Linked DNA regions of Homo sapiens: all the other regions are linked to region 4. A link is an interaction called in ENCODE POLR2A ChIA-PET data of the cell type or tissue named here. Cell type or tissue: HepG2. All regions are shown on one strand. Links, peaks and the distances in the headings refer to the core of each region. The heading gives the core; the rest is flanking DNA.

Region 1 (5,138 bases), core at 403-4,402, 460 kb before region 4:
AAAAATTGGAGAAAGTTACTTTTTGTCCCTGTGGGCCTTTAAAAATATATAGGTAATGCCATCAAAAATACATAGTGAAGAGCTGCCTTGTCAAACTGCTTTTATTGTTTCCATCCGTATTTTCTTCCCTTCCACTCATCTGAAAGGGGTCAAAGGTAGATGCTTGTGCATTTAGTTTATCCTAAGAGTCTCTTTTGTGCTCTATATAAGAGCACAAAAGAAGAACCAAACTTTGCTGGGTTAGAAAAACTGCATCTGCATCATTAGCTCCTTAACGGTATAATGATGTACCAATCATACATAGCGAGGTATTTTTCTAGATGACTTCGAAGTGTCTTTGGAGAAGTTAAAAAGAGAATGGGCATCTGCACACGTGTGTGCACACACACGTACACAAAAATCTTAGGGAAGGAGACAAATAGTTGAAGTACTTTCCCGAGCATTCATTCACCCTAGAGTGCACATGATTCCTCTAAACAAACTCTCCCATCCCTGCTGTTTGTTAAGTAAATATCGATCAAGGAGAGACTCATCTCCTGACAGCAGTGGCACAAGCTGGGGACTTACACTGCAGACAGAGTGGACTTAAATGGATAAACTCAGATGCTTTAGTAACTCCTCATAGAGATTATCAGATGAAAAGCCAAGAACAGATACGTTATTGCTGCTCCTCTTCACTGTCTCACTCACACTAAACTCTCCTGCCAGAGGCTGAAAAGAGGAATCATGGAGCTGTAAAATATGGTCACAAGATGTGGTTACTAAGGGTCTCCCTTTGCAGTCATGCATGCATTTATCCTGTGTGTACAGCCGGGGACTAACAGGCCCTCCAGAAGAGAAGGAATGGTGCAGGATGCTATACACAGTGAATCCTGAGATTCTATTCCAGTGCCCTCTCATTCCAGGGGAGGATCAAATGGAAAAGAAAACATGAATGCACTTTGGGAAGCATAAAATATCATCCAAATATAAGGTGGTTTACAAGTTTGAGATTTTAAAGAGGAGCCCTAATTCCTGGGAAGCATTCACTGTGATTAATAAATGTCTGCAAAGCATCGTTTTGAGAGGTGCTCTGAGGAGGTTCGCTTGGGTGAGTTTGTTGGCTGAGTCAACCGGTTGAGAAAAGTTGCTTTGTGTTCCCTAAGTTTTATTTTGGCCATTTCATAATTATGAGTCAAAATCCTGTTTTCTGCACTGTTCGTAGCTGAATGGATACGTGTACTTCTCTGGGAAGGTCAGTTTTAAAATCATCTTTAGAGATTAGGTTTTGTGTATTGAACACTGAGCACCGTGGTCAAAGGGCAAGATGTTATATTTAGAGTTCCCAAACAGCTAAATGGTGTTTGAATTTTATTAGGATGCTTGTGTTTGGAAAAACTAGCAGGATCCAGGAGCACTGGCTGTGAAGTTGCTTTCGGGTGCCTGCCGAGTTACCCCAAATGAGGCAGAGGAAGGTTCTCCAGCAACATCTGGGCTTAGGACTAAAGGCTTTCTCCCTCTGATGCTCCAGGTGGCATTCAGCTTTCAGGAACACTGAGGATTAGATTCGTCTAATACCCATGCAGTTTGGGCCCACTTTCTAGTTACATGTTTTGCTGTTTAAATATGTGAAAAGTAAATGCTTGTAGGAAGTGGCTATAGTTCAAGGCTGTCTTAAGAAAAAAAAAAACCTAAAAACTATGTTTCCTTGGTCTAAACAAAGGAACACATGGCAATAACAGTCTGTATCTCTTTTATATATATATATATATAAAGCTTCGAAAGAACAATGTTCTGTTGAGCAAAATTCAGTAGCATTCTGTAAACATTAATTTAAGGAAATCAATAGACTCAGTGAGCTAAAGCCATATTGCAAGATAAACTGGCCAGAGTGCCACTTTGTCAAATAGATTTTCGTTTTCTCGGCTAGATAAAGACAGTTTCAAAACGGGGCAGACGTGTTGCAACCAGGGTTTGAAAAGTATGTGGCCTTCAAACAGTCTGCTTGTTCCTACTACAAAGCTGGATAAACATACTTTAAAAATGATAAGCCTGGTTTAGAATTGACTTGGCTTTCAAATTTTACATATAGTAGATTTCTTGGTCATCTCACAGGAAAAGAATAAAACAAAGTACCATGCATTCAAAATAGAAAATGTACTTAGGTGAAAGGGGTTAAATTGTCTTGAGAGACAGAGCTTTGGGAGCAGTTTCGGTTGATGCTTGACTTTAAAAAAGAAGGGAAGAAAGAAATCTTTATTCATGCTGACCTGATGGGCAATCGGCCTTCTTGCCAAAATCCCGAAGCCAAACTCTCTAGTGAGTTTGAGATCAGAGGTTTCAGCTGGTGGAAGCTGCTCTCTTCTGTGCTCACCAGGCAATGTCATGTTAATGTGCGAGGGGGTGTGGGGGTTGGGGGAAGCAAACCCAGGGAAAGGCTAGAGAAGGAGCAGAAGTGATGAGCCACCCAATAGCCCCAAGGTTTTTGTCAGCCAGACGGAAAGAGTTGCAGGGATAATCCAAAAAGTGGCAACGGGAAAGCAGGTCTCTCCTCCTGTCACCTACATGGAGTTTGTGGCAGTACACTTCCAAGTCAGACCACTTGACATCCTCCAATGCCACACCAGCCCTTATAAATGCTGATAGCAAACAGATATGACATGGTGAAAATGGCCCCCTGGAGGAAATGTAATAAAAAGAATGAACAGTCACATGCAAACTGCCAAGGAGGGAGGTTGAGGATCTACCTTGAATTGACAGGGAAACTCCATGGAAAAGCATCACAGGAGCTGAATTTTGGTCTGCAGTGTACGGATCTGGGGGGCTGCTACCGGCCAAACCCCTCACACAGACTTCTCTGACCACAGCAATGAATGAAGGGCAGAGATACACCCTGAGTATCTTCTTTGTTTTTCTACCTGAATTTGAGTCTTTGTCTTTTAAGAGTATTTAGAAAATACAAAATTCACAATAAAATTTCTACAGCATTATGATGTTGATAACATATGTGTTGTTAAAATATTATATAATTATCAACAATGTTCTAGATTTGAGCATTTCGAATAATTGTGACTTTCAGGTAATAGAAAAGGATGTCTTAACATCTTCTATTCTACGTTTAATAAATTGTGCATACATTTTAAATTATGTAAGTATTCCATTGGCAATTCTGCATGTAGAGATCAAGGTAAGTAAAACCATCTCTTCCATAGCCCCAGTAGAAGATAGTACTAGCTTGCTAGGAGCAGAATGACAAATGTCTATGAGAGACTGTCAAAATTATTTCGTGGGGCTGAAATTTGGTCAGTGAACGTGCTTTAAGTGGCTAGTTTATTTGCTCACACATGGAGGTCTTGGTATTATACGTGTTAGGAAACATAATTGTCACATTATTGGTCGCGATGAAGCAAATTTTCCTTCTCTCCCAAACTCTGCATAGGTCTTAAAAAGTGATTCCAAGTTTAAACAAACAAACAAATATGCAAGCAAAATCAAGGAAAAAGCATCAAAAACTAAAACCTAATACCTCATTCTCTCCCCCTGAGATACTACACAGATACTGTTAAGATCTTAAAAACAACTGGAAGCACTGTGCAGAAATTGCTCATCTGGTAGGCTGTTCAGGTAAGAGCTGGACCAAGACTATTCCATCAAAGACTCATGGAATTGGCCGGGTGCGGTGGCTCACGCCTGTAATCCCAGCACTTTGGGAGGCTGAGGCGGGTGAATCATGAGGTCAGGAGTTCAATACCAACCTGGCCAAGATGGTGAAACCCCGTCTCTACTAGAAATACAAAAAAATTAGCCGGGCGTGGTGGCTGGCGCCCGCAATCCCAGCTATTCAGGAGGCTGAGGCAGAGAATTGCTTGAACCCAAGAGGCGGAGGTTGCAGTGAGCTGAGATCATGCCACTGCACTCCAGCCTGGGTGACAGAGTGAGACTCCATCTCAAAAAAAAAAAAAAAAAGGAATCACAGAATTTTGGAACTTCAGAACTAGAAGGAATCTCAGAGAGTTCATGTCCCACAGAAGAGAAAAAACCTTCAGCCGGTGGTCAGCAAAATTTGCCAGTAAAGGGCCAGGTAATAAATACATAGGCTCTGTGGGCCATATTTGGTCTAGGTTGGATATTCTCCTTATTTTTTACAACTGTTTAAAAATTTAAGTCATTCTTAGCTTGAAGCCATAAAAACAGATTGAGGGGCAGCTCTGCCCATAGGCCATACTTTGCCAGCCCCTGCTTTTAGCCAAACTTGAGGGCTAACAGCTTTTCTAGAGGCCTAATGGTCTTTCATTCTGCACTGATCCTGGGTCTTTCATTCTGCTCTATCTTGGAGGATAGTTCGATTGATTCACTTGAATTCGACCTGTAAGGCCAGACCATTCCCCCGATGGAGTTAAGGCTGCCTATGTCTACGGGAACAGAGTTAATAAACCACACACGTGGTGGTCAAGGACCAGGAAGACTTCAGTCTTACCCTGCTCTGATTAGGAACGTTTAATTGGGAGCTTTCCTGCCAGTACATATTTAAATGTGCTAAACAGAGGAATGTATCCCTGCTTCATGACACATCTGACAAATCAGCTCAATACTTAGGTGGAAAAATAAGCCCTGCAATCATATACCAGTCACTTTGTAGTGTTAACAAATTCCCCTTTAAGTCAGCCCCGTAAATTTGGTGCCATTGGTGTCTGAGTTCAAGACAAGCTGACAGCCCTTGAAGTTTAACTTTTGCTACAATTACTGGGTGAGGTGGTAAAAGAAGCAGGGCCAAGCTTGGTGCCATTCTTGGATGGGACATTATCCAAAAACAACATAGCACAAACACTCCAATATTGCATGAAGGGAAGCTGGGGCACAGATAATCCACAGTTACTCCTGTTTCGTTCGAGAATGTATTACGTGATTGTTTTCTGCCACAGCTTTACCTTCATAATTAAGCTTTGCCTAGGCTAATATTAAAACTAGTCTGTGTGCCCTGTATTGCTATTGATGGAGCAATGTGAGTAAGGAGCCTAGGGAGAAGCTGTTAGGAAGTGGGGTTCAGGCAGGTTGTGATGAGAAAGGGATTGCTCATAGTAAACACCAAAGAAAGCGCTTGTGATACAGATGGTAGGAAATCAGACAGAGCTTCAGAGAACACAAGTTCATGGGGGATG
Region 2 (5,138 bases), core at 765-4,764, 220 kb before region 4:
AGGGATTACATTGGCTATTCTTGGCTTGCTTCATTAAGGGGGCATTGTTTGATCCTAAATAATGAGAGCCTGTTAATTATTATTCTGATAATTGGGCCTCATGTGGGAGCACGGCAGTCGCGAGGTGTTTTAAAAGGAAGCAAGTTTGGAAAAGGAGAAAGAAATGTCAAGGTTGAGGTGTCTTTGAGAGGAGTTTGTTTACATGCAAAGTATTTTCACCTACGTGAGGACCCAGTGCTGGATGGAGGAGAGAGAAGGAGGCTGGAGCAAGCCCAGGTCTATACTTACTTCAGCTGCGGTAGATTACAAAATTACTACCTTGGGCATGCCATTCTAAAAGGCTCACCAATGTCACGACCGAACCTGTAATTCCCTGGGAAGAGATTGGGAATTGATCTCTCTTGGAGGAGGGAGAGATTATATGGAGACTGGGGGTCCTGGTGGAATCCCATCTGCTCTCTGGGGAAAACTTTGTTTCTTTATATGCTGTTGTTTTTGCTATTTTATTTCTCATCAACAAATGACAACCAAGTCCATTAAGGGCATAGTGATAAGACTGCTACCTGGTCAGACAGTGGGGCTGGCTGTTCAGGATGCAAAAATATCGGGAGTGCTGAGGTGGCAGAGGCCAGGTGACCTTTGTGTGAAGGGTGGGGGTGGTTGTTGGTGGGGTGGGGGTTCCTTAAGTCAGTCCCAAATGAACCTCCGAGTTGCTGTGAAAATGTTGTTCTTTTAGGCTATCTATAAGTTGAAAGTAATGCTTTACAGTATTAACTCTGGACTTTGTCTCTTTGTTCTCAGTGAGTACTGTGCTATACCATTCATATGCATTTTTCATTATTTCTTATGCCACTCGCCCATGTAATTGTGGGAGAGAAAATTCCATAATCTATAAGTCCACAGAATACTGTCATTTTCCTAGCATCCGATTAAGAGCCCATAGTGTCTCTATCCATTTGAGGGAAGAATTGGGTTTAAACAAATGTCTCAATTTAAAAGGAGGAGGGAGAGCTCTGGGAAGGTAAACTTGCATTTGAAGCTTTAACCTGGGTTTTTGTCAGACTTACTTATACTTCAGGTAGAGCTGGCCAGCTGAGATGAGAGCTGGCCTGCCTGTAGACCAGGTGACAGTGACCGACAGGAAGAGAAGGAATAGAGAGAAGGTCCATACTCATTTTGAGCTCCAGTGCTATGTTCACATGACTTTGCTTGCTTCTAAATCGCACTCTTCCAATTAAACTGGAGAGACTATCAAAAGTGCATGTTCAAAACAGTTACATACCCTGGAGTTTTGGACTTGCCTGAGCCTTCTTCATACGGCTCTGTGATTCTCTTTTGTATGTGTGAATGTTCTTTGAGATGCACCATGGGCGGTAGAGCAGGAGGAAAGGGTGGGAGGGCCAGGGGCACAGTATTGGGGAATTGAAGAGTTAGTGGCCAAAACAGGTGATCTTGCCTGTGATCTCTCAACTGTTCCTAATAGCTTCAATGCGTCTCATAGGTCCATCAAAATGCCACTGCACTTTGCCTGAACATGGCGTACTATGTGCAGTTATTAGACAGCAGAGCCATCTTGGATCCTGTGCACAGGGAGGTATTAACGTCAGGGTTGGCCGACAGTTCGGTAGGTAATGCCAACAAGCAAGTGGAGACTGGGACCTGACTTGAACATCATTCATTAGGTAACCTTGAGAATAACTAACTACTCTTGGTCTGACTCCTCTGTGAGATGGGGTTATACGTCTGCCATCAAACCTCATAGGGATGTTATGAAGCTAGAGTAAGTTTATAATCATAAAGCAATTCATAAAAGTGAAATACTGTCACAAACTTACAGTAATAATTTCATTTCCAGGTAAATTAGGACAGCAGGAATCCCTAACACTATTCCTTCCTCCCTCTTTACCTCCCACCTTGTTTCTTTTGCAGTCTTATATTTTCATTACTGAATGGATCAGGCTATTGAAATTCCCATGAGAATAGAAGAAATTTCTCCCATTGGAACAGACTAATGGCTGTTTAGAAATAGTACCTAGCACAGGTATTAACAAACATACTTGCATATGTTTGTTAGATTTACTGTAAATCATTGAAACTAATGTTTTGTTGGTGTCTGGAATACAACGAGTTTGTTAGCAAAGAATTATGTCACTTTTCTGCTCGAGATCTTCCCTTTATAGGTGAGGAACATAAGGCTGACTACCCTAACTTCCCTTTAAAAAAATTCTATAAGAGTTATTCAAACTATTTTCCTATTTACTTATATTCTCAGCCTATATCACTTCTTAGAATTTCTAGTTCTGGCTTTCATTTAGTCTTTTTTTTTTCTTTTGTCCTGAAAATCTACTTCATGCTTCTATGAAAGACAATGAGCCAAGTATTCCCAGGATTATTGAATAGGTGTAACATTGTCCTACCCAGATTCTTATATTTCATAGATTTGCTACCATGGTTCTTCAAGTCCTTGACTTTCCCTACTGAGGGATCCTAATCTTTGCAGAGCTCACAATGTGTTAAATTAGACAGATGATGTGTCATCATGGGCCATGGGGTTGGAGACACACCCGGATGAAAACACTATTTAAAAGAAGGAATGAGGCTTGATTTATCCCCAGAGCTTCCTTATTCCAAATAGAAGATACTCCTCAGGTTTGTCAGTTTGTATTGATGTCACCTTATGTCTTGACATTCACTAGGGCACATGATTGCCAAGGTCTCTGGTGCCTTTGAACTTGTACAAATATTTCCACTTCAGTGATGGTGACTCAGAAGCCACTCTTCACAGCTCTCTGTTCTCTGGATGGCAGGGTATTTGTGTTTCATGGATGAGCCCTGGATAGTGGATGATACGGCAAAACGTTTTCTCTCTTTCTTCTTTTTCTCTCTCTTTCTCTTCCCCCAGTCCCCAATGCCTCTCCCTCTCAAAATAGTTATGGAATTATGAAGTACTTCTTTCTTTCCTTCTTCTTTTTACCTGGACAGATGTTGACAACTCTTCTAAATTTAACATTTCCTGTTGCACACAAAATACCATAGTTTTTTCTGACTGCATGTTCCCTAAGAACAAGGACTATGTGTACTCCATTGTGCCTCTAACTCTGTCTTCTTATGCCCTACTCACCAATGATGATAAAGAGAAAGTCATACATACTGTTGACTGTAGGCTCTCTCAAGTCAAAGATCAACCAACTGATCAAGTGACCATAGGATAGATTAAAAGCTGAAGTAAATATTTAGAAGTAGGCATTTGGGGTAAATAAGAATCAGGTATAAGCAACTTGGAAGGTAGTTTATAGCTACCACTACCACCACTCTACCTCCACCCATTATCCACTTGGGACACTGTTATGGAAAGAATCTGTGGTGACTTTGGAATGCTGGGTTGGTTCACCCCTTCCCAGAAACTCTCCTCCTCAGTCAGCTTTGTGTCCCAAGGAAAGTGATTAGGCTGGATGCTTAAGGAAGAAACCCCTTCTAGAACTTTTAGACTATAATGTTTTGGATTATCCATATCACCAAGTTCCTCTTTCGTTACAAACCATTGAAAGTTGTTAATTTAAGAGAAAATCATTTTTTCCTGGCCTTGAACACAACACTTATTTAATAGTCACAAGTAGCAAAAGCCTATCTCAGCATTTGACTTATTCAAAAGTCTCCAGTACAGAATGATGTGAGAAGCGAATATGGATGGCATTAGGCAAATTCGTGACAATGTTATCATGAATCTTTTTCTCATTTTTCTTGTCACTGCTTTCTTGTCACTGTTCTAGTAGATGTGTGACTTAACAAGCAATTGGTCACATTGTACTATCAAGTAGACTCGATAGAGTACCTTATCGTTTTAAGGGATGCAATTTTGTCCCATCACCTGAGTCAGAATGATTTTCCAAAGCTTGTGTGACTTTGTAAACAAATTTATCTAAGATTAGGAAGGGCTGACCAGGTGCATGGGCTATGTGCTCACATGGTGACGTAGCTACGTGTCAGGACAGATCACCTGAGTTACAGCTGTTAAACCCAGGCATAGGAACTTTGGTTCAACCTGTGGTCCTTGACAGCTCATGAAATAGCTCAGATTATTTCTCAAGAATTCTATAATACTAAACTCTTTCAGAGGCTGTGCCATCATGCACAAATATGTTCATTAATTAAACAAATATTTCACATCAAATTAGAATGTGCCAAGAAGTATCCAAGGTGCCGGAGTTAGGGTGGCTGAACAAAATAGACACCATCCTGGCCCTTTTAGGCTCTTACTGTCTAGAAGAGAAGAAAGACATAATTAATAGTTGGTGTGCAACCACAGGAAAAAACTACACAATCTCTACTGACTAAATTCCAACCTTTCTTTTCCCAAGTAAATTAATTCAACTGAATTCCACTCTTGGTCATCATTTTAACTGACTTCTCATGGCTCCTTCTCACTGGGTCTAGGGCAAGGTCCAAGTGGCTGTCAGGAGCCTGGCCGAGACTTGGGCCCTAGTTTTCCACAAAAATGTGCTGTCCACCCCTGCTACTTTTTTCCCCTCTGCTCTGGAAAGCTTTTTGAGTGCAGAAGGCTGTAGCATCTACTCTCATCAAAGAAACTTTGTGTGTGTGTGTGAAACTGAGGAATTAGTCGCTATGTCTTATATAGAGAGTAGAAAGCTTAGAGATTATCCATACAACTTTGTATTCCAAATTCACTCTCCTCAACTGTCCAGCTGAGGCCAAAGTACCTACATCCCCAAGCTCTGAGGGTTCCTTAGCAGATTAGTTTGGGGGTCAGACCCAGGAATGTTAAGAGAGATTTTGTAGCTTGGGCCATCCGCATGGTGTCAGATGAGTGACCAGAATTGCCCTCTCCTGAGTATATGTAGCCATTTGGCATGACTAACTCTGAAGTTTCCTGTAGTTCTCATTTCCATCACAGCTGCTGCATGGAACTGATAAATGTGTGCCCAGGGTATGGGGAGGGAGTCAGGGGAAGAAATGGAATTTCTGTGGTTTTGTTTTCGGTGGGTTTTGCTTTTTTCATACTTAGAAGAAACGCATGATAGAAAATAGGTCGTGTTTAGCAGATCTTGCTGGTAGACCTAGAAGGCAGTGGCCTTTGATAGTCATCTAAGTAGATGACAAGCAGCAACTTCTAACATTAA
Region 3 (5,138 bases), core at 353-4,352, 81 kb before region 4:
TTTTTGTACTTTCAATAGAGATGGGGTCTTGCCATGTTGCCCAGGCTGGTCTCAAACTCATGGCTCAAGCTATCTGCCCGTCTCGACCTCCCAAAGTGGTGGGATTGCAGGCATAAGCCACTGCACCCAGACTAGAATGCTAGTGTTCTTAAATTATCTTCTATTCCAGAATTCCAGAATGTGTCACATGGACTGTATTCTATGATATATTGTAAAGTTAGCCAGCATCTTCCAGGGGGTCTCCCTGGTTCAATCTCACTTCTGTTTATTCATTCAGCCAATACATTTTTACTGTCAAAGTGCTATGTACCAGACATCTTGCTAGGCGCTAGGGATACAGTATGAATAAGACAGTTCTTGCTGAGTTAGCCTTTGCTACATGACAAACCTTCTCAAAACTTCATGGCTCAGAAAATGATGATTTATTAAATTTTCATGACTCTGAGGGTTGGCTGGCTGGTCTCCCTGCTGATTTTGCCTGGCCCAGTCATGTGCTTGCATTCAGGTGCAGGGTGGGTTGGGCTGCAGGGTCTGGGATGGCTGCACTCGCACATCTGGTACAGACAGGCTCCTGGCTGGGGTACCTCAGTTCTCCTCCATGTGGCCTCACATGCAGGCAAAGGCCAGACCAGCTTCTTCACAGGGTGGTCTCAGGACAGCATTCCGAAAGCAGGGAACCAGAAGCCGCAAAGCCTAAGGCCTAGCCTTGGAATTCATGTAACATCATTTTTGTTGCATTTTGCTTGTCAAAACAAATCCCATGAGCATCCCAGATTCAAGAGGTGAGAAAGCAGACTCCACCTCTAAGGTGTATTTATATGAATTTGTGGCCATGTTTTGCAGTCTGCCCGATATCACAGTTAACAATGTGGATGCTGGGACCACAGACCACCTGGGTTCACATCCTGCTCTGTCACTCACTCATTAGCTAAGAAACAACAGGCAAGTTCCTTTACTTCCGTGTGCCTCAGTTACTTTATCTGTAAAATGGGGACACTAATGGTCACCACCTCACAGGACCACTGAAAGGATTAAAGTTAACATATGTAAAGCCCTTAACACAGTGCCAGGCACGTAGAATGCACTGAATAGAGGCTAGCTATTAGTATTATTGTTAATATCATTATTATTATTAATCCAGTCTATCGAAAAGACATTCATCAATAAATTACACAAAAAGATATTAATTAGTATTTGATACTTATAAATTAACATTATAAAATTACTATTAATTAGTATATGTGCTAATTTACACAAATAGCACAAATTAAAAGCAATTAATTAGCATAAGTATGCTGAAGGCAAAATAGAAAGCAATAAGAACAAATAGTACAGGGTGAGTCAGGAAGCATCTCTGAGAAGTGACTGTGAACTGAGGCCTGAATGGTACCCTCATGAATCCAAATGAAGGCAGGAGCTCAGGCCACGTGGGAAGGAGCTCGGCACACAAGGAGCTCAAAACTCAGTCTCTTCCTTCTTTCCTGCTCTCAGCACTTGCTTACAAGAGTTGAACCTTACTAATTCCATGTTTTTCCAACCTTTTCTTGGAAGTATAATGAAAGCTATTAGGGAAGCAATAGAAAGGAACAGAAAACTCCTTGCCTTTGGAGTCAGGCTGGGTAGGCCCTCGTTCTGCCTCTTCAGTTTACCAGCTGTCCAAATGTGAATAAGTGTCTCAACCTCTCTGAATCTCAAGTGCCTCATCTATAAATTAAAATCAAAGTGCCTTTCTTTTAGGGTTGTTGTGAACAGGGCATGATATTCAAAATATTGAGCCATCAGAATAGACCCATGGGCATCGTGCACCAGTGTTGACCACAGAGTCTTGGGCCTGGTTGTGAGGATTAAATGATGAAATATATTTGAAGTGCCTTCAAGGCTGCCTAAAACAGTGGGGGCCGATACACAGTTGTCTTTGTTATCATTGTTTATGTTTGTATTCACCGTGGCTCTCCAGCTTCTCCATGGGGCTTTCTAGGGACCACATCTCCTCTCTCCTCCCAATCTCCCCCACCAGGTGCCCAGCCCAGGCTCCACCTGCCAGTTGCTGACTGCCTGTCTGGCGTTTTTATTGGGGAGATGTAGCCTGCCCCACCCCTGTGGAGATGGTCGAAGATGAATCACATGGCCAGCCTTGCAATAAGAGGTAGGTTTGAAGTTGAAAGGTCTTAAGTAAATAGGGCTCCCCATTCTGGGGGTCTTCTCTCTGCATCCCACTTTTCTCCCTACACTCTGCCTCACACTTCCAAACAACACTCCCTAGGAGGGCGATTCAGCTTCTGGGCTTCAGCCAGCCTCTCCCTTTCTCCCCACCTCCACCCCACCCCCAACACGTTTTCTCTCTCTCTCCCCCTCTCCCCTCTTTTTTTTTTTTTTTTTTAACATGCAAGTTGCCATGAAAAATTTGTTAATGAAATATTTGCTCAGAAGTCTGCTCTGGGCTAGGCTGATAACCTATCTGTGTTTGAGTTTGGCTTCCCATATTCTAAATACTCATCTTCTGTCTGTTTAGCTTATTGATTGGTTTGGCAGGAAAAGAAGCCTTGTCATCAGTGACCAAGGTCAAACTAAACAAAAATGGAATGGGGTGGGGAGAGGGAGATGAGCTGATGGGCTCAGGAGGCAAGGGAGACTTGTCCAAGTTTCCTTGAAGGGACAGATCCCAATTCCAAACAGTTCCCCACTCCCCAGGTTTCCGTTCATCTGTAGCTGGTAAAAGAAAAACTCTTGGCAGAGGGGGCCCGGATGCGGACATAGATGCAAATGCTGAAAGGTGAGAGGCTAGCAGATGGTGTAAACTTAGAGATTTCTTTCCCTGAGTGTGTCAGGAAAAATGAGGGAGGGAGCTTGTGCCTCCATGAGCAATGTTAAAAGGCTTTGCAGGGGATCACTGCTGATACTTTTGCTGAAGGCTAATATCTCACTAAGGCTGACTATTTAGTTAAAGGCATGGTAGTTACTAAATTAGAAATAAAGCCACTGGACAGGTGATATTTGTTGCACAAATTCAGGGCCCCAATCATCATTGATAACACATAAGTGTGTATGAGTCTATTGAGGTGTGAATGCATTACTTAATGCTTTTGCTTCTAACTCAGCATCTTAAACCTGTTTCTAAAGGGTGACAATTAATGGAGGTGACAGTCAGTAAGCACCCTCTGGTTGGGCAACATAGGGAGCGCCTGGATGTATAGAAAGGGACCAAACCTGGGCTGGGCTCCTGCATCCACTGCAATCAGCCGTATGACAAGGCCAAACTCACTTCTTCTCTTTGAGCCTCAGTTTCCTCATGTGTAAAACAGGGGTCATAATACCTACTCTCAGTTGCTGTGAGGAAGAATGAGATAGCACCGATAAAGTGTCCATGAATGCCGAGAGGTCTAGAAGATATTGCTCGGGATCAAATGTCTGTTACAAGGACCATCACAAGGCAGATCCTCCCATCCTCACCGCCACCATGAACAGCAAGAGTTCTCTATGCTTGTACAAGCTTCATTTGCTCCCTCACTGAACTCAAGTCACTGAGACGAGTCAGATGTGCTCGGTACTAGGAAGGCAGGTATAATTGAGACACAGTCCTAGCTCTCGAGGAGCTTACGATTTTTGTTGGAGAAAAGCACAACAACGTGGAAAGTAAACCGTCACAGACACTGTGACTCAAAGGACAGCTGAGAACACAAAGGAGGAGTGGCCATTTCTACCTGGTGGGCGGGGGAGGGAGGGTTAGCAAAGGCTTCCCAGAGGACCTTTTGAAATAAGTGCCGCTTGCCAGGTAGGCAAGGGAGAAAGGGAGAGCAGGGAACAATAGCATCAAAGCGGGGACTGCACAGCCGCTTCTGAGAATGGCTTGTGGCTCCTGTGGCCAGAGGGCTAGGTGGGGGCGGAGTGGAGGAGAGACTGAGGCTGGAGAGGAGAGTCAGGGGCCCAGAGGCTGTTGAGAAGCAGAAGAGGTGAGTGTGGACTCTTCAGGGAATTGTCCGCCAATGGGAGGAAGATGATCAGGCATTAGTTACTGGAGAGACATTGTTGGAGACTTTTTTTTTTTTTTTTAAGTGGAGACTTGAACGTACTCATAGGCTGTATAGGAGAAACCAGTAAAAAAGGAGAAGTTGGAAATATGGGAGGGAGAAGAACCATCCAGCAGAGCCAGATGCTGGTCTGGGGATCATGGAAAGGGATGGGAGCAAGAGCCCAGGGCAATGGTGAGCCCTCAGCAGGAGGATGCCGCCTCTTCCTCTGAGCCTGGAGTTCTGCGGAGGTGAGGCAAGTGAGAGGGTTGGTACAAAAGGGAGCGTTTGTAGGTGGAGACCGTGTCCTAGTGCTTGTTCCTAAGAGTGTGAATTTCCTCTATGAGCTAAAAGGCAGTTTATCTGCTGAGCAAGAGAGGCTGGGATGAGAGAGCAGAGTGAAGAAACTGTGGAATGTTGGCATGAGACAAGTGGTTAAACTGATCCAAGGATGAAGTTGTGTAGGATTGTCATGGTGGGGACAGAATGTGAAGATGGGAAGACACTGAGGATGCCCAGGAGAAGAAGGCTACAGTGATATCTCATATGGCTGGCAAGAGAAGTGAAGCCCCCTGAGGACATTAACAAGAAAACTAGTCAGGAGATGGCCCATCCCCATGAGGTCAAACAGCAAGTAGGATGGGAGCAGGGGACTGGCCTGCTGGTAGGTAGGAGGGGGTGACTGCAGATTCAGACCCTAGGATTTCAGATGAGGGTGGTGGTGAGCTCCAAGGGCTTACAAAGCCCAGTGGGTGGCCTGAGAGTTGTGGGTGCAGTGGAGTTAGGATGAAACTCTCTGATCTCTGGAATGTCACCAGGAAACTTGACACTGGGGCACAGGTAGGTCATCACCTGGATGATTATATTACTCATTAGGAGGCCAGGAGTCAGCAGACATTGCACCAAGATGATGCAAACTGTCTGATTCTGTGGTTGGTCTAGAGAGTCTGAAAATGTCTGCAACAGGGAGATGCACACGGCTCTATTAAAAAATGGGAAGGACACCCCATACTTTGCTTAAAGCCATAGTTCCCAAACTGTACCCAGGCACTCAAGGGCAATGCAGCAGACTCACAGGCTGCTGTGGGATAGTTTTAACTTTTTAGGGAAGCACCACAACACCTGTCAGAC
Region 4 (5,138 bases), core at 395-4,394:
TCTCTGGAGCTTGTAAGAAATACAGAATCTCAGGCCCTCCTCCGGACCTACTGAATCCAAAGTGGCATTTTAGCAAGATCCTCACAGCTTGGGTGCACATAAGGTTTGGGGAGCACTGCCCCTGGCTTCAACCCTGAGGTTCTAGTTAGGACCTAAAGTGACATTTTGGATTCTCCATCTCAAAAGTGCCTCCAGTGATTCTGCTCTGCCCTATGTCTAGGAACTGTGGTGTGACGCCCAGATGCATCAGCTTTGGAGTCCGGCAGACAAACCTTACAAATTTGACTTCGTCACTTATTAGCCAGACTGAGCTGGTGAGAAGTGAGCAAAAGGGACACAGATTGTAAACATCCAGGGAACTATATGCACTGAGGTCCCTCATAGAGCCTGGGGAATGGCCATCTCTGAGGCCCCTTCTTTCCTTCTATCCTTCCCCATCCATGCCATGTGCTTGACCCAGAAAACTCTGCCCTATCTCCTCTCTGCTTCCCAAGACCCAGCCATCTACAAGGTGTTTTGAAAATGCTGACAACTCAAGGCCCTCTCCGCCTCTTATTGCCTCCAGACCTATCATAGCCCCTTCCCTTCCCAGATGTAAGTTCCCTAAGGGCAGGGACTGGCAAAGCTGTTTCTGTGTCCCCTTCAGTGGCTGGCTCTGATCTCCATGCTGAGAAGATGCTCAATAAAAATCAGTTGAGTCAAATAAGTCTCGCAAGTTCCTTTAAAATATCTTTCCCAAAAAACCCTCCATTTTACAGATAGAGACAGGGAAGAAAAAGGTATTTCTATTTAATATTTGTCTACAAAGGCCACATCTGTACAGGCAAAAGCAAGTAGAATATTGAGGCCATTCGTCTATTCGGTAAAGCAATTATTAAACCAAAAACCTATAATTGGAAGACACATACGCATTTAAAGACTAATTTATTTAACGTATTCTGCTGTCAAGCCTGATAGTATTAATTATCAGAGTATGACATTATTTTAACTTTGGTTTCTGACATAAAGAGATATTTCATAGCATCTTTTCCTCATTAGTGCTGGAATAAAAGAAGTCCAATTTGGTCTGCCCCTTCTGGTTAGGCTGGTTTCACGGTGACAAGGAAGAGTAGATGGGATCAATGTGGAAGGGTGTTGTGCCCCTCAAGTGGTACAAGGGTAGGGCTGGGTTGCTCAGATTCATTAGATAATTTCTCACCCTCCACACCATTTGACCTGGGTCAATACATTCCTGACTCATTTGATAAAAAGTGGACAACTGCCCTGGGTGACTCACAAGCCAGATGAGACTCACCCAATGACCCAGAGGTCCTGTTTCAATTATAGAGGAAATGAAAAGTTCTTCACTGGCAAAGAATGAAGTGTTTCGTAGGGGGCATTAAAAAAACTGGTAGCACATGTTCTTCTATCCTGGACACAGAATGCCATGATTGCTACAACTCTCCTGCAAAAGGGGATGCTTCTTCAGGAACCATGAGGAAATGGGTCTCTTTTTCAGTTGGGACGTGGGTCCGTAACAAGGGCAGAATTAGACCCTCAGAGCTTTGGTCTTCTTATCAGGGTGGAATGCTCCCTTTGGTCAGTGACACCCAACTCTTTCCTTTTTTGAGCGATTACTGTGTGCCAGGCATTTCACATACACAATCTCACTTAATCTTTACAATAACCCTGAGATAAATACTATGAGTATCCCTTTTGGTAAATGAGAAAACTAGAACTCAATGAGGTTTAGTAACTTGCCCCAAATCATTCAAATAATAAGTGACAGAGCTGAGTTTCCTACACACCCAGGCTTCCCAGGTCTGCGTCATAACTAGCCTTCTTGGGTAAAGTCTCCAGCGTTTGAACAGTGTTACCTTCTCTTCCTTACTCCATGCCCTCCTAAGCAAAACTGTACAGGTTACCCCTTGCATTCCTAGCTCCAAGTCCAATTGCTTTCTAAGAGAGCCACTTCCCTTGCTCTTACATTTATCGATCAAAGAGCACAATGACTTCAATTAACTTCCTATGGAAAGGATTTGGGTGAAGTCTTTGATCTCCTTGAGGCAGCAGGCCTTAGATTTCTTTGTAGCCCTGCCCAACACTTAGAAAATGTCTCAAACTCACCTCGAGTTTCTCAATACCTGTTTGTTGAATGATTAAGTGAGGGAATGATGGCTGAATGCTATTCAGGTAGTAATTCCATGCTTCTGCCCTGACCACAAATGATCTATTTACTTGATTTTAGTGACTCCACAGTAGCTGTTATATTACCTCAGGGTAAAATTACTCATTTCTTGTTCCTAAGACCTAGTAATTTATATGCTGAACATGTAATAATCTATTATATCAAATACCAACTCCTATTGAAAAAAAAAATAGCTTGCTGCCGAGCATAACAGCCCTGGATACACAAAATGAGTACAGGTGACTTATGAGTTTACACAAAAGAGCCTTCTGTTCTGGATGCAGCTGTTTCAGAAAAACACAGCTAAGAGTATAGAAGGAAGCTGGGTAAGTAAATATTAGGAGAGGCCTTTAAAAGCAGCCTTGATCACTGGATCCTTAGGATGTGTTTGTTAGGCAAGGATGCCCTAATAATGCTTAATATTGAAACAACATTTACAATGCAACAGACAGGCAATAGGAAGGCTGTTTTTCTGAAAATGAGCAAGCGGAAACATGACAGACCTAAGGGAGAGCTAAGACCCACTAGGTTTTAGCTCACAACCTCAGACAAGTCAGCAAGGCACCCAACAGCAAGGAGCAAAGACCCGGGCATCAAATGGCTGGCACTGCCTGCCTGAGTACCTAGGAAAAGCACAGCCAAAGGGAAGTGAAAACTTTATCCCCAAGCCCAGGGTCCCTGACCACTCCACCCAAATGCTACAGTGGGAAGTACACTGGGGAGGGGGGAAGGGAGTTAGGTGCTGGTCGAGGGCACTCTGTGCTCTCCTTCCCACTTCCCTGGATCTCTCAGGCCTGATGGTGCTGCTGCAACAGTGGCCATGGCTGCTACTTCCCGCTCATGGTTGTTGGCAAGGCCCGTGACAATTTGCAGAGTCTGCCTCTCTCTCATCTTTTCTCCTTGACTCACAATTCCCTAAATCAGCACTTGAATATAGAGCACTAGTCCCTGTTCCCTTACCACAGTCAAGGAGAAAAAGCCCCAGCTTTGGAGTGAGGCCCATCTGGGTTTGAATGCAGGCATCATTATTTGCTAACATGTAACACTGAGCAAGTGACAATCTTGCAGGGCTTTTGCGTCCTCCTCTTTAAAATGGGCATGATATTGTTTACTGCAGAGAGTTACAGTTAAATGGTATGAGCCAGACTAAGAATCTAACCAAATACCTAGCCCTGGAGAACATTCTCTATAAATGGTAGTTCCCTTACCTGTTGGTCTGACTCTTTGTCCCCGCTAAGCTGCTCCATCTTCTATTGGAGTATAATTAGGAGCAGCTGGGAAATATCTGATAAAGTTTTACTTTATTCCATATGTCCTTGAATTGAATCTTCTGTCCTCGGTACTCCTCTTCTCACCATTAAGCCCCCTTCCTTTCATCTCTGGGGAAATCTGGAAACCAGAGGATAGTCCAGCCTCCCATGGAAAAGACTGGCACTAATCTGGTTAATGACATCCCAGAGCGATCTGTAGAGCAAATAACATCCTAGTTTGCCCAGAATTTTCCCAGTTCTAGCACTGAAAGTCCCATGTCCCAGGAAATACCTTATCCTAGGCAAACCAGGGCAGCTGGTTGCTCTATCTTTACAGTCAAATAGAAGGCTCATCATTTTTCAGATTTATTATTAACAGCAAGTGACTTAAGTAAAACTTAGTCAAAACTCAGCATGAGATACAGGAGTCTCATGTTCCTGCTGAGTGTTCTTGTCAGATATCAAAGTGTCACTTGGGAGTGGTCCCATATGGGACATCAAATGCTGTTCTTCCAGCCAGTCTGCAAGCTGGACCTGACAGGCAACTGGAAAAATCCAAAAGGCTCCTCAAAGACATACCCAGAAATAAAGTTATTACAGGACAAGGTTACTGACATTACTGACCCAGGCAGAGTAACTTTCCCAGGCCAGGGATGGGTTTCTCTAGCCTTGCAAGACAAGGGAACAAAAGCCTATACATTGGAATCATTCAAATGTTGGGAGAATCTCAACTCCATTACAATTACTAGCTGGTAAGACCTGGAGAAGCTGCTAATCCCTCTACACGTGTATTTCCTGCAATAATAATTCATATATTTTAGGGTTGTGAAGAATTAATACAATAATCCAAGTGAAATGCCTAACACAACTTTCATTTCTGGTATTGTATGGGATCAGATTACTTCAAGACTCTCCAAATATTAAACACCTAGAAAATGCTGAATAAGTTATAATGAACATTCTTTTAAAAGCAATAATTGGAAAGTGAGAGAAATTTCCAGAAACCCCAAACAAAGGGAGAACTGAAAACTAGAGTGGAACCCCAGAGCTGATACTGCAGCTGCCTGTGGGAGAGCTGCCAGATTATGTCACGTAAGGACTTAAGTGTAAGTGTCCACATGGAGTCGGGAGTTAGGTCTTGAGCCTACATGATACAAAGAAGTGAAATGCACATCCCATTTCCCCCCAGTATAAAGCCAGAAGCCTTGAAGCACCTCCTTAGATGTAGGATGAAATATACACAATCCACACTCAAACTCAGAAAGATGATCAAAAAGCTTAGCCGTCTCATACTAGGCTCTGGATGAGGGGAAAAAAATAGTCTCCTCTGATAACACATGATCACAGGTGTGACTTCATATGGGCTTGAGTTCAACTTTACTGTAGATGCATATTCTAGAAATTAATATAAAAAGTGACTAAGACCCATGACCTTGATGTGCCTGATAAAAACAAATGAAAAAATTTCTCTGAAGGGAAATAATGTTTCTCAAGCTAGAGGAGTCCTTCAGATAAATGTCCACCAACCATACATTACAATCCAAATTTATAAAAGAGCACATAAGGAAGCAATCCACAATGAGCAAAAGAGTCAGCAGACACAGCAAATAGCAGAATTTTAACTCCTGATAACATCCACTTAAAATAAACTATCAGAATTAAGCTAAAAATAAATGTTTAAAATGATGAAACATTTAAAAGAATCAAAAAGACAATACAAC
Region 5 (5,138 bases), core at 547-4,546, 480 kb before region 4:
ACCTGTAATCCCAGCACTTTGGGAGGCCAAGGCAGGCAGATCACGAGCTCAGGAGTTCGAGACCAGCCTGGCCAACATGGTGAAACCCTGTCTCTACTAAAAATACAAAAAGTTAGCCAGGCATGGTGGCGTGTGCCACCATGTAATCCCAGCTACTGGTGAGGCTGAGGCAAGAGAATCACTGGAACCTGGGAGGCGGAGGTTGCAGTGAGTCGAGATCATGCCATTGCACTCCAGCCTGGGCGACAGAGCAAGACTCCGTCTCGAGAAAACAAAACAAAACAAATAATATCCTTCAGGGTTTTTTTTCCCATTTCTTCCTCCAGTCTAGCTCTGGTGATATTGGGAAGTACCAAGGTGAAGAAACAAAGGCTAGAATCAGAAATATGTTATTTCCTCTCAAGGTTGATATGTTTGATCGCCAAAGTCAAATATAAATACAGTACATTTTCAGTGCTGTATTGTTCATACTAAACTTCTGTATGGCCAGTTTGGATACACTGAAGAATTGACTGCATTGAATATGGAAATAATTATTGCTATTAGAATCTTTGAATACTGGCTTATACTAAATGTGTATATTACTGCGTTTGACCATCTACTTTGTAAATAGCCATATTATCTAAATGTTAAAAAGGAAGTTTGTTTTGAGACAATTTGGAGAGTTCAGGATACCCAAAAGGAGGATATAGCGTGGTGGATTCCAACCATTGCTAAGAGAGGAAATCGCTAAATGTTGCATAAACTACTAGAAATTTTAGATGTGATACCTTGAACAAGAGATATTAATGGGTAGAACTCTAGGTGGGAGATAGCAGCTGAAGCTGCTATGAGGCTAAAAGAATATCACCTCTCCTTTGAACAAATTATCCGGGGACTCATCAGTTCATTGGGTAACTAAGTCCTTTTATTAATACTCAAAAGAATATTGTGATAATCTCTAGGATTTTTAGATTAAAATTCTCCCCAAAGGTCTCCACATGGAGATTTTCTTTTAGGGGTGAAGCTGTGTCCAGGTCTAGGAAGCAGTCACACAACTATACATTTATTTATATATTTCCATTCTTTCAAATGTCAGCAGAGCGCCTATAATTTATGCTTAGACAAGTTTAAAGTGAATATTGGTGTTCTGAACATTGTTGAACCTTTCCTTTTCTCTATTCATTGTAACTAGGATGGTATCCCCTCAAGCATTACTGGCCTTGTTCCACTATGTCAAATGTATGCAGCAGAGAAAGGGGATACACCAGCAGCTGGAGTGGCTGAGCGGAAGGAAGGACACTAGAACATATTAATCCCATTTTAAGCAACAGGCACTGTGTTAAGTGATTTCAGATACAATACCACATTTAATCCTCATAACAAGCTTGCAAGGAGAACATTGTCACGACTGTATTCATACATGAAGAAACTGAGGCTCGGAGACATTAAGATTTGAGCCAGGATCTGTGTTCTTCCAAAGCCCATGGGTCAGAAATGCCAGCTGATTCTGGTTCCAGCTAGAACTACCAGACATCTTAGGCCAGGTCTCAGGAATCCTTGAGGCAAAAATCTGCATAACATTGAGGCCAAAGATGAGCCTAATGGAGTTGGACCTACCCATTTAGTGGTAGACTTCTTTATTGGCAAAATATTCTGTCAAGATCTCCCCTGATGGACAAGTCAAAATTCTTTCCAACATAACAAAGACCTATTGTCATCATGGGAATGCTGCGATCTTGCTCTTTCAGCTCAAAAATCTACTTTCTGGAACCAGGTCATGGACTTGCAGGACTTTCCATCTACAATTTTGTTTAGGGAATTGAGATCAGATGAACAGGGCCGAGGAAGCTGTAGGCAGACAGAATTAGTGATAATTCTTTCCCACAATACTGCACTCCATTCTTCTAACATACCTCAAGTGCATGCCCTCGGCCAAAACAGATCTGGCAAGAGGAAGATTAACAATGATGACAAAAATAGTTCCTGACTTGATAAAACAAATATCAACTGGGACAAGAACAAGAACTGCCCATAAACCAACCTTGGGATCTAACATGTTCTTCATTAGGACAGGATTGCACCATCTTAAGTATGTCACCTCATGCTAACTCTGAAGTTAGACCTTAAACCACTGCCCTTGAACTTAGTCAATATTTGCAAACTGTGAAAAAAAGAGGATACAGATCAGCATGAGGGGTAAATGTAAGATATTCTGAAATAACTTTTTTTTTTTTCGTTTTTCTCTAAGCTCCTAAGTCTCTATTTGTTGATCTTTCAGAACCAACCTTTGGAGACTAGGTTACTTAGGCAGATGTTTCATGTAATATTGTGTGCATTGGGAGGGTGGGGTGGTGGTAAATTTTCATTGAATAAAACATGGCTTTGTCTGGGTCTGGGCTGCCTAATTTCCTCTCAAGATAAAGATGAGCTCATTTGAGCCTATCCGTCTCCAGATCAGTAAACACTCCGCATGGGTCAAATTCCAGTCCCAAACCCAGGGCTCCTGCACTTCGGGAGCACATCGATTTTCCCTTTCCTGAGGCTTCAGGGTGAGAGGTCAGGGCAGGTGTGGGCGTGGGTGGCCCAGATTTCCTCTGCCTTCCAGCTTTGCTTCTGTGCATGCTCTGCCCAAGGCTCAATTCCCAGAAGTGGGAGTGTTCATTCTCACTAAGCCCAAAGCACGTTTCAGCAGCAGCGTGCCTTCTTCACCATCTCCTTCCATTCTCCCATTTTGCCCTCTACTCAAACTCAGAGCGGGATTTTTGTGCCATCTGTTTTGCAAGTTAATTTCTTTTCTGATTACTTACCATGAACCCCCATCTTCCTAAATAAAGTTCTGCCTCTTTCCCCACTCTACTCCACTTTTCCCTTAACCATGGTAAGAACTGCAAACCCACGACCACACTGAGAACAGCACAATGCAGCATTACGACTTGTGTGTATTTGATGCCCTCCCTCCCATCTGTAACACACATACTTGTACACCCATTGGGAGCTTCCACCTTTTGAGAACAGGGCACATAGCTCACTCCTGTTCGTGTGTTCTGCTTGCCTCCTTTACCAGGTGCACAGTGTGGGTTGATTTGGGCTACTAAATTGAAGAAAAACAAGAAAAAAGGAATAAGGCACCAATGGTGGCATTTAAAATGCCAGTGACCACCCCGTAGGTGCACTCCTCAAGGTTAACAGTAATTTGTCCTATCCGACTTCTTCTTCCTCTACCCTCTACTAAGCACATGCTATTATACCAGGTACCTCCCACAGCACATCTCATTTATTACTCAGTTTGAGGGGTAGGTGTTATTTCATAAAAGAACAAACTATGACTCAAGAAGACTGACAAGTGAGCAAGTCATGGACTAGGCTTCAGACGCAGGTCTGTCTGACTCCATAGCCCAAGCCAGTAACTGTGCCACTGCTCCCTCCTGCCTTCTTCAGGTGGAGTCTCCAACAGCCGAGGCAAGCTGGTCAGTGCAGAGTGCCCATGGGCTAGCACAAACCAGACAAGGGGATGCATGCATCCAGGCCAGAATCTTGTTTCCTCTCTGACAGTGAAGGGTACATTCAGCCCCAAACCCTGCCCCACTGCTTCTCTGCTCTTGTCTCTTAATATGCTTCCTGCAAACAAAAGTTGTGCTTGCTTGCTAAAAAATTTCAAACACTTTGGAAATGCATAAAGTAAACATAAAAATTAACCCCTTACCTAAATGCTTCCTTGCCTATCTCCACTACTCAGAAATGACATTTATTTATTTATTTCTAAATTATTTTCTTTCATTTTAAGTTCTGAGATACTTGTGCAGTTACATAGGTAAACGTGTGCCATGGTGGTTTGCTGGACCTACCAACCCATCACCTAGGTATAAAGTCCAGCATGCATTAGCTATTTATCCTGATACTCTTCCTTCCCCAACACATCTCTGACAGGCCCCAGTGTGTGTGTTTCCCTCTCTGTGCCCATGTGTTCTCATTGTTGAACTCTCATAAGTGAGAACTTATAAGTGAGAACATGCAGTGTTTGGTTTTCTGTTCCCACATTAGTTTGCTGAGGATAATGGCTTCCAGCTCCATCCATGTCCATACAAAGGGCATGTTCTCAGTCCTTTTTATGGCCGCATAGTATTCCATGGTGTATATGTACCACATTGTCTTTATCCAGTCTGTCATTGATGGGCATTTGGGTTGATTCCACGTCTTTGCTATTGTGAATAGTGCTGCAATGAACATACATGTGCAAGTATCTTCATAATAGAATGATTTACATTCCTTTGGGACTATACCTAGTAATGGGATTGCTGGGTCAAATGGTATTTCTGGGTCCTTGAGGGATTGCCACACTGTCTTCCACAATGGTTGAACTAATTTACGTTCCCATCAACAGTGTAAAAGTGTTCTTATTTCTCCACAGCCTCATCAGCATCTGTTGTTTCTTGAAATTTAAAAATCTCCATTCTGACTGGCATGAGATGGTATCTCATTGTGGTTTTGATTTGCATATCCCTAATGATTGGTGATGTGGAGCATTTTTTTATATGTTTGTTGGCCGCATAAATGTCCTCTTTTGAGAAGTGCCTGTTCATGTCGTTTGCCCACTTTATAATGGGGTTGATTGTTTTTTTCTTGTAAATTTGTTTAAGTTCTTTGTAGATTCTGGATATTAGACCTTTTTCAGATGGATAGATTGCAAAAATTTTCTCCCATTCTATAGGTCATTTGTTTACTGTGATGACAGTTTCTTTTGCTGTACAGAAGCTCTTTAAATTAGATCCTATTTGTCAATTTTTGCTTTTGTTGCAATTACTTTCAATGTTTTTGTCATGAAATCTTTTCCCATGCCTATGTCCTGAATGGTATTGCCTAGATTTTCTTCTAGGGTGTTTATAGTCTTAGGTTTTACATTTAAGTCTTTAATCCATCTTGAGTTAATTTTTGTATAAGGTGTAAGGAAGGGGTCCAGTTTCAATCTTCTGCATATGGCTAGCCAGTTCTCCCAGCACCATTTATTAAACAGGAAATCCTTTCCCCCTTGCTTGTTTTTGTCAGATTTGTCAAAGATCAGATGATTGTAGATGTACAGTCTTATTTCTAAATTCTCTATTCTGTTCCATTGGTCTGTGTGTCTGTTTTTTGTACCAGTGCCATGCTGTTTTAGTTAC
Region 6 (5,138 bases), core at 658-4,657, 77 kb after region 4:
AGTTCTTCAGTTCAAAAAAAATTTTATCACATATTTATACACTTGGGTTTTATTACTTTCCATTTATTCTGTCCTCTACTTCAAAGGCACCAATTACTAATGTTCTGGGTCTCCATTCTCTGTTATCCTGTTATCCACTTCGATCATTTTCTTGCTCATATTTTTCATCCTTTTCTCCTTCTGCATCCTTATAGAGACTTTGAAACATTTGTCTCTCAAAACAATATGACTTTCCAATTTAAACATTTGTCTCTCAAAACAATATGACTTTCTAATGTACCACTTAGTGTTCTCCATTGCCTCCTTTTGTTTCTAAGTACCGCTATTAAAATTTTAGGGTTTTTTCTATCCTTCCATTTCTCTACATTTTTCTTTTTACCTCATCCTGCAGACTTTGCTTTTATTCATGTTGAATTGTTCTTTTTTGAAAACATCAAAGAATTTTTTGAATTTTAAATCTGGATCTGACATTGATAATTCTTAGCAGTATGCATTTTCTTGAATCTTCCTTTCTTCACAGTAGTTTAATAGGACTTACTTGTCCTTGAACAAAGTGAACCATATCTGCCCTTAGAGTCTGTCAAAAGACATGATGAATTGATTGCATTAGTTCCTTTCTACAAGTGTGTGACAACCTAGTCCCAACCATTTCTGTAGCCGGGGGCAGGCTAATGTGTATAACTTCATATTTAATTCCTACTCCCTATCATTGCATCATATACTACAGAGTTATCACATTTAGGGTGCATCAGAAACACTTGGAAGGCTTGTTTACCTACAGATTGACAGCCTCTACACCCAGATTTCTGATTTTTGCATTTCTAACAAGTTCCAAGGTGACTCTGCTGGTCCAGGACAACACTTGAAGAACCATTACTCTATAAAATCCCTGTCCAGTTTTCTGAAACTCTGAAACAATGTAGGACATGGCATGCCATGATTTCCAGCACACACTTCTCTCTAGAACACACTTGCTCTCTGTATTTCCCTACAGGGCTTTCCCTATGAGGTCTTTCAAATACAATGTGCCTCCTCCACAATCTCTCATTCTGTTTCCTAAGAAGTTATTGGCAGGGCAGCTCTGACTTCAACTAGTTGTAAAATGATGAAGTGTGGGGAGCAGTAGGAGAAGAGAAGATATCAACTCCCCTAGTATCTACATTTTAGGTTGGCACTTATATACAGTTAAGCTCCAGAGGCAAGGGGAAGGGAAGAGCATTAAGTACGTTCCTATCATTTTCCCGATTATGTCTGTTTCATGTGACCAAGACAATGTCTGTCTTTTTCTGTGCAGTCCTTTTTTATGGTCAGTATCGCTTCACTTCAAACGTTGGCCGTTAGTTGTCTACTTTTCTACTTTTAATGTGTGTAAATATTTCAGTAGATCTTTGGTGAGAGCTACATCAGAGCCTATTAGCCAGGCACTGTTTTGAACAAAGACACCATTTTACACCAAAATTCTTTTTGCACAACTTGGCCAATATAGAAAGCTCAGGGATCCTGACTTAACTTTCCAGCCATCCCATTTCTGACTTTATGACATTAATAAGGAACACAAAGTCATAAGCTTCATGCAACTGAATATTCCTATAACTAAGTGCAAACTGCCACTAATTTCATTTCTGAAGCTACTTAAATACAAACCTTATGGAAAAGGGAGTCAGATGTTCCTATGTTCCTACAGAACCAGGCTCTCATATATTATACAGGACGTGACTGACTACAAATAATGTCTCCTCTTGCATTTTAGACCTCCAACATCACAAGCACCATCACCACGATCTCTACCAGCAGCATGCATTTCCTTGAGTCTTCTTTTATTCACAGTAGTTCACTTCTTCTAGAATGCGGCTCTACTTTTAAATCACATCAACCAGCTCAGAGCAGCCCTCTAACCAACTGCCACATGGTCAGCGGAGGCCTGGCTGGGGTCTGCTGAAGGAGCTGGACACAAAATGGTCTCCCAGGGGAACAGCAGTTCCCACACAGCATTCCAAGGACATACAAGCTTTAAAATAACATGGGGACAGAATTGTTCACAGCCAGTTTATAAAGAAGGAGCGAGAGCTCACACGTAAGAGGGAGAGTAAGCACAGGAGCGCTCAGAAACACGGAAAAGGACATTTCTCTATCGGTGACGATGCCTATTATATGACATTCAAACACCACAAGTGCTATTCAGCTGCTTGTAAGTCACGAAAGGTGAGAGAAAACACTTACCTCCTTCGTAGAAAGGGAAAAGGAGGTGGAGAATCCTTCACACAAAGACCCTCTTTGACTTAAAATACAGGGTAAGCAGTATTAGAAATCCATGTGCACAAAGCCCACCTATTAAGATTCTGAACAAACAGGAGCCTCTATACCACAAGGCTCTGTTGTTAATATGTGGTTAGTTATGTCAAGGACGCTAAACAAAGCTGCTTCTCATGTGTCCGTTTGAGCTCTCGCAGTTGATAACCACAGCGACTCCTGGGTCACAACCCTAAACGGGCAGCCATTGTCCAAGGAAAAGCAGCAGATGGGCTCCAATGCAGATAGCGCAACTGCGAATCCACGCCTGTGGCCACCCGAGTGGGGTCCAGGCAAAATTCAGGAGTAGATGAAGTTTTACTTTGGGAGTCTGTTCGCTCTCCTCCGCGTGCCTCCTCTATGCACACAATGGTGTCATGCCGAACCCCTATTTTAAGAGGCCAAAGAAGAGGCTCTGAGCCAGCAAACAAGAAATGGAGTTTGCTGGGGGCTTACATACGGGGGAGGGAGCCCACTGACAGTGGGCTGAAGAGAAGAACCACCTTATATACAGTTCAGCGGTGGCAGGCTGGGCAGGAAAGCCACAGTCCCTTGCAAAAAGCATGCAGTTTATATATAGTGTTTCCATTTAACACCTTCCCCCTGACAACCTCCACCTGGCAATTTTTATTCAACCCAAAACGTGGAGACTCAATCCCCTGTTCAGCCCCTGTTCCACTGGATGCGCTGGGGACTCAGATATTCCTTATGGACAAAGAACAAATCTCTGGGTTGGCCACTCTTAAATTTCCTAACTCAGAACACACATTCAGGTGTGTCTGCCGTACAGGGTGATTCTAAGGCTATGATTAAGTTATTGCTCTCAGCTGCATTTACCCTACTAACAGTCACCTGTTCGCCAGCTCTGAGTCTCACCTGGAACCACCCTCTTCAAAGGCAACGCCTTGCTCCTGACTCAGGTGCCCCATTAAAGCCTGTTTGTTTGTTTGTTTGTTTGTTTGGCACAGTCTTGATCTGTGGCCCAGGATGGAGTGCAATGGTGCAATCTCAGCTCACTTCAATCTCTGCCTCCTGGGCTCAAGTGATCCTCCCACCTCACCCTCCATAGTAGCTGGGATCACAGGTATACACTACTACGCCCGATTAATTTTTGGATTTTAGGTAGAAATGGGGTTTCACCGTGTTGGCCAGGCTGGTCTTGAACTCCTGGCCTCAAAGGATCCACCCACCTCAACCTCCCAAAATGCTGGGATTACAGGTGTGAGCCATTGCACCTGGCCGCTCCATTAAAGCCTTCTTTCAGGCCCCTGGTTTCTACCAGCCTAATAACTTACTTAATGGGGAGGCACTGATGGCTGCTGATAGATTAATGGGCCTCCTTGCCAGATAACAGACACATTTTGTTCCAGATAAGAGTAGCGTTTTAACAACTGCCCTCAGTGCCTAACCACCACAGGCCTGGTAGGTGAACATTGGGGTGGGCAAGGGGAGCATCTCAGTTCCTCCTCAAACACAGCTCCAAACTGTGCCCTAGAACAAGACCAATCCTGCTCCAGTTCCCATCACGAGCAGTGTGGGGACAATGTTTCCAGGATCCTTTGCTTTGCTTGTGATAAGAAAGTCCAGCTGAAAAGTCTGTGAAGGTGAGAAACGGAAGGTGAGGTCCTATCCATGCAGCCATTATCTGAACCATTCTGCGAACTTCCCCTCTCTAGAGAACACTCCCCTCCTCAATCCCAAAGACAAAGGCAAACCTGCTGCCACCTTTTCAGATCCTCTTTAAAGCAAGCAGCTTTTCAGATGCCCTTGAGAGCAATTCATTCTTTCACTGCACTTCTACACTACTCACAGTCCTGCCATCTTGAACTACGCATCCTAGCCAGGGAGGCAAAGTGCGGCTTTGTCCAGGTAGCCAACAGCCAACACATCTCCCCTTCCTCTGATGACCACAGAGCACTCCAGGCCTTTTTAGAAGGGGCCATCTGCTGCACTGGAAGCCGAACCATTGTCCGACACCCAGGTACAATGGGCCTGAGAGTGAATGGATGTCCAAGCAGAGGAAACAGAGGCCCGCTTCACCTCATACAGAGTCAAGAGGGAAGCAGAAAAGACTGGCCTCCAAGAGGCCCTCCTATCAAGTCAAATGTGCATGAAACAATCTTGGACTCTTCAGCCGGCACCTCTGAGAGCCCACCTCAGCTCTGCTTTACCACTGAGTGGGATTCATTTTATGTGTTGCCATATTAAGCCGCTTTCAACGTCCGTAGGGGAAAGAGGGGTGAAGGTTGAAGGAAAGGGACCTGAGTTTTCATTCAATAGGACATTAATGGAAATAGAAGTGAAAGAGCTTCTTCTGGAAAAAGCAGAAACCACACCCAATGGGTCTTTAGAAATAAGCCCTTCTCCATCCTCACTGCCCAGCTCTTTCCAAGCCCACTGTTACTCTGTTGCCAGGATTGTCACAAACCCCTAACTAAGAGACTAACTGCAGTCTTTGTCCTGGGTTTTGTCTGATTTCCCTCCATCCTTCACAGCATTTCCAGAACTCTTATCCTGGAAATAAACGTGATCATGTTGCTTCCTTGTTGAGATCTCCCACCAGCCCCTCTGCCTGCAGCATAGAGGCTGAGTGTCTCCATCTGGCCCCAAAACTCCTTCTCCACCTTTATGTCCAAATAACTTCCATTTTGCCCTGAAAACTCCAGCAACCCCAAACTTCCTGCTTTTTCCATTGAACATATTAGCCTCATTCAGAATTCTAAGCCACTGAGATACCTTTATTTTTTGCCCGACATGCCTTTCTATGCCTGGGATAACTATGCATTTTTCAGCCACATCACCTAGTCTGTGAAGTTGTTTCTGAGTCCCTGCCTCCCTGAGTTGCCACT

The links. Peaks named below come from ENCODE experiments on the same cell type or tissue, not always from the same donor. Only the 100,000 strongest peaks of a DNase experiment are listed, where the experiment ranks them.
Region 1: POLR2A ChIA-PET joins it to region 4 with 9 read pairs; 1 of 35 experiments calls an interaction of 5 or more read pairs at or near these places.
Region 2: POLR2A ChIA-PET joins it to region 4 with 8 read pairs; 2 of 35 experiments call an interaction of 5 or more read pairs at or near these places.
Region 3: POLR2A ChIA-PET joins it to region 4 with 7 read pairs; 1 of 35 experiments calls an interaction of 5 or more read pairs at or near these places.
Region 5: POLR2A ChIA-PET joins it to region 4 with 11 read pairs; 1 of 35 experiments calls an interaction of 5 or more read pairs at or near these places.
Region 6: POLR2A ChIA-PET joins it to region 4 with 6 read pairs; 1 of 35 experiments calls an interaction of 5 or more read pairs at or near these places.

The regions. Positions count from the first base shown.
Region 1 is chr1:214,024,471-214,029,608 of GRCh38, reverse strand. The region is part of intron 4 of PROX1 (prospero homeobox 1); the gene reads right to left. Among named protein-coding and RNA genes, the nearest start is that of PROX1, 39 kb to the right of the region's middle. In HepG2, for the core only: no CTCF peak of the experiment used is centred there; DNase peaks (open chromatin) are centred at 518, 1,548, 1,908 and 2,318.
Region 2 is chr1:213,788,359-213,793,496 of GRCh38, reverse strand. It overlaps a transcript of RPS6KC1 not described here. Among named protein-coding and RNA genes, the nearest start is that of LINC00538, 130 kb to the left of the region's middle. In HepG2, for the core only: no CTCF peak of the experiment used is centred there; DNase peaks (open chromatin) are centred at 2,736 and 3,126.
Region 3 is chr1:213,648,171-213,653,308 of GRCh38, reverse strand. It overlaps a transcript of RPS6KC1 not described here. Among named protein-coding and RNA genes, the nearest start is that of LINC00538, 270 kb to the left of the region's middle. In HepG2, for the core only: no CTCF peak of the experiment used is centred there; a DNase peak (open chromatin) is centred at 2,498.
Region 4 is chr1:213,566,794-213,571,931 of GRCh38, reverse strand. It overlaps a transcript of RPS6KC1 not described here. Among named protein-coding and RNA genes, the nearest start is that of LINC00538, 360 kb to the left of the region's middle. In HepG2, for the core only: no CTCF peak of the experiment used is centred there; DNase peaks (open chromatin) are centred at 1,261, 2,021 and 2,481.
Region 5 is chr1:214,048,088-214,053,225 of GRCh38, reverse strand. No RefSeq gene overlaps it. Among named protein-coding and RNA genes, the nearest start is that of LINC02775, 62 kb to the left of the region's middle. In HepG2, for the core only: no CTCF peak of the experiment used is centred there; DNase peaks (open chromatin) are centred at 2,385 and 3,575; H3K4me3 peaks cover 407 bases.
Region 6 is chr1:213,489,658-213,494,795 of GRCh38, reverse strand. It overlaps a transcript of RPS6KC1 not described here. Among named protein-coding and RNA genes, the nearest start is that of LINC00538, 430 kb to the left of the region's middle. In HepG2, for the core only: no CTCF peak of the experiment used is centred there; a DNase peak (open chromatin) is centred at 2,395.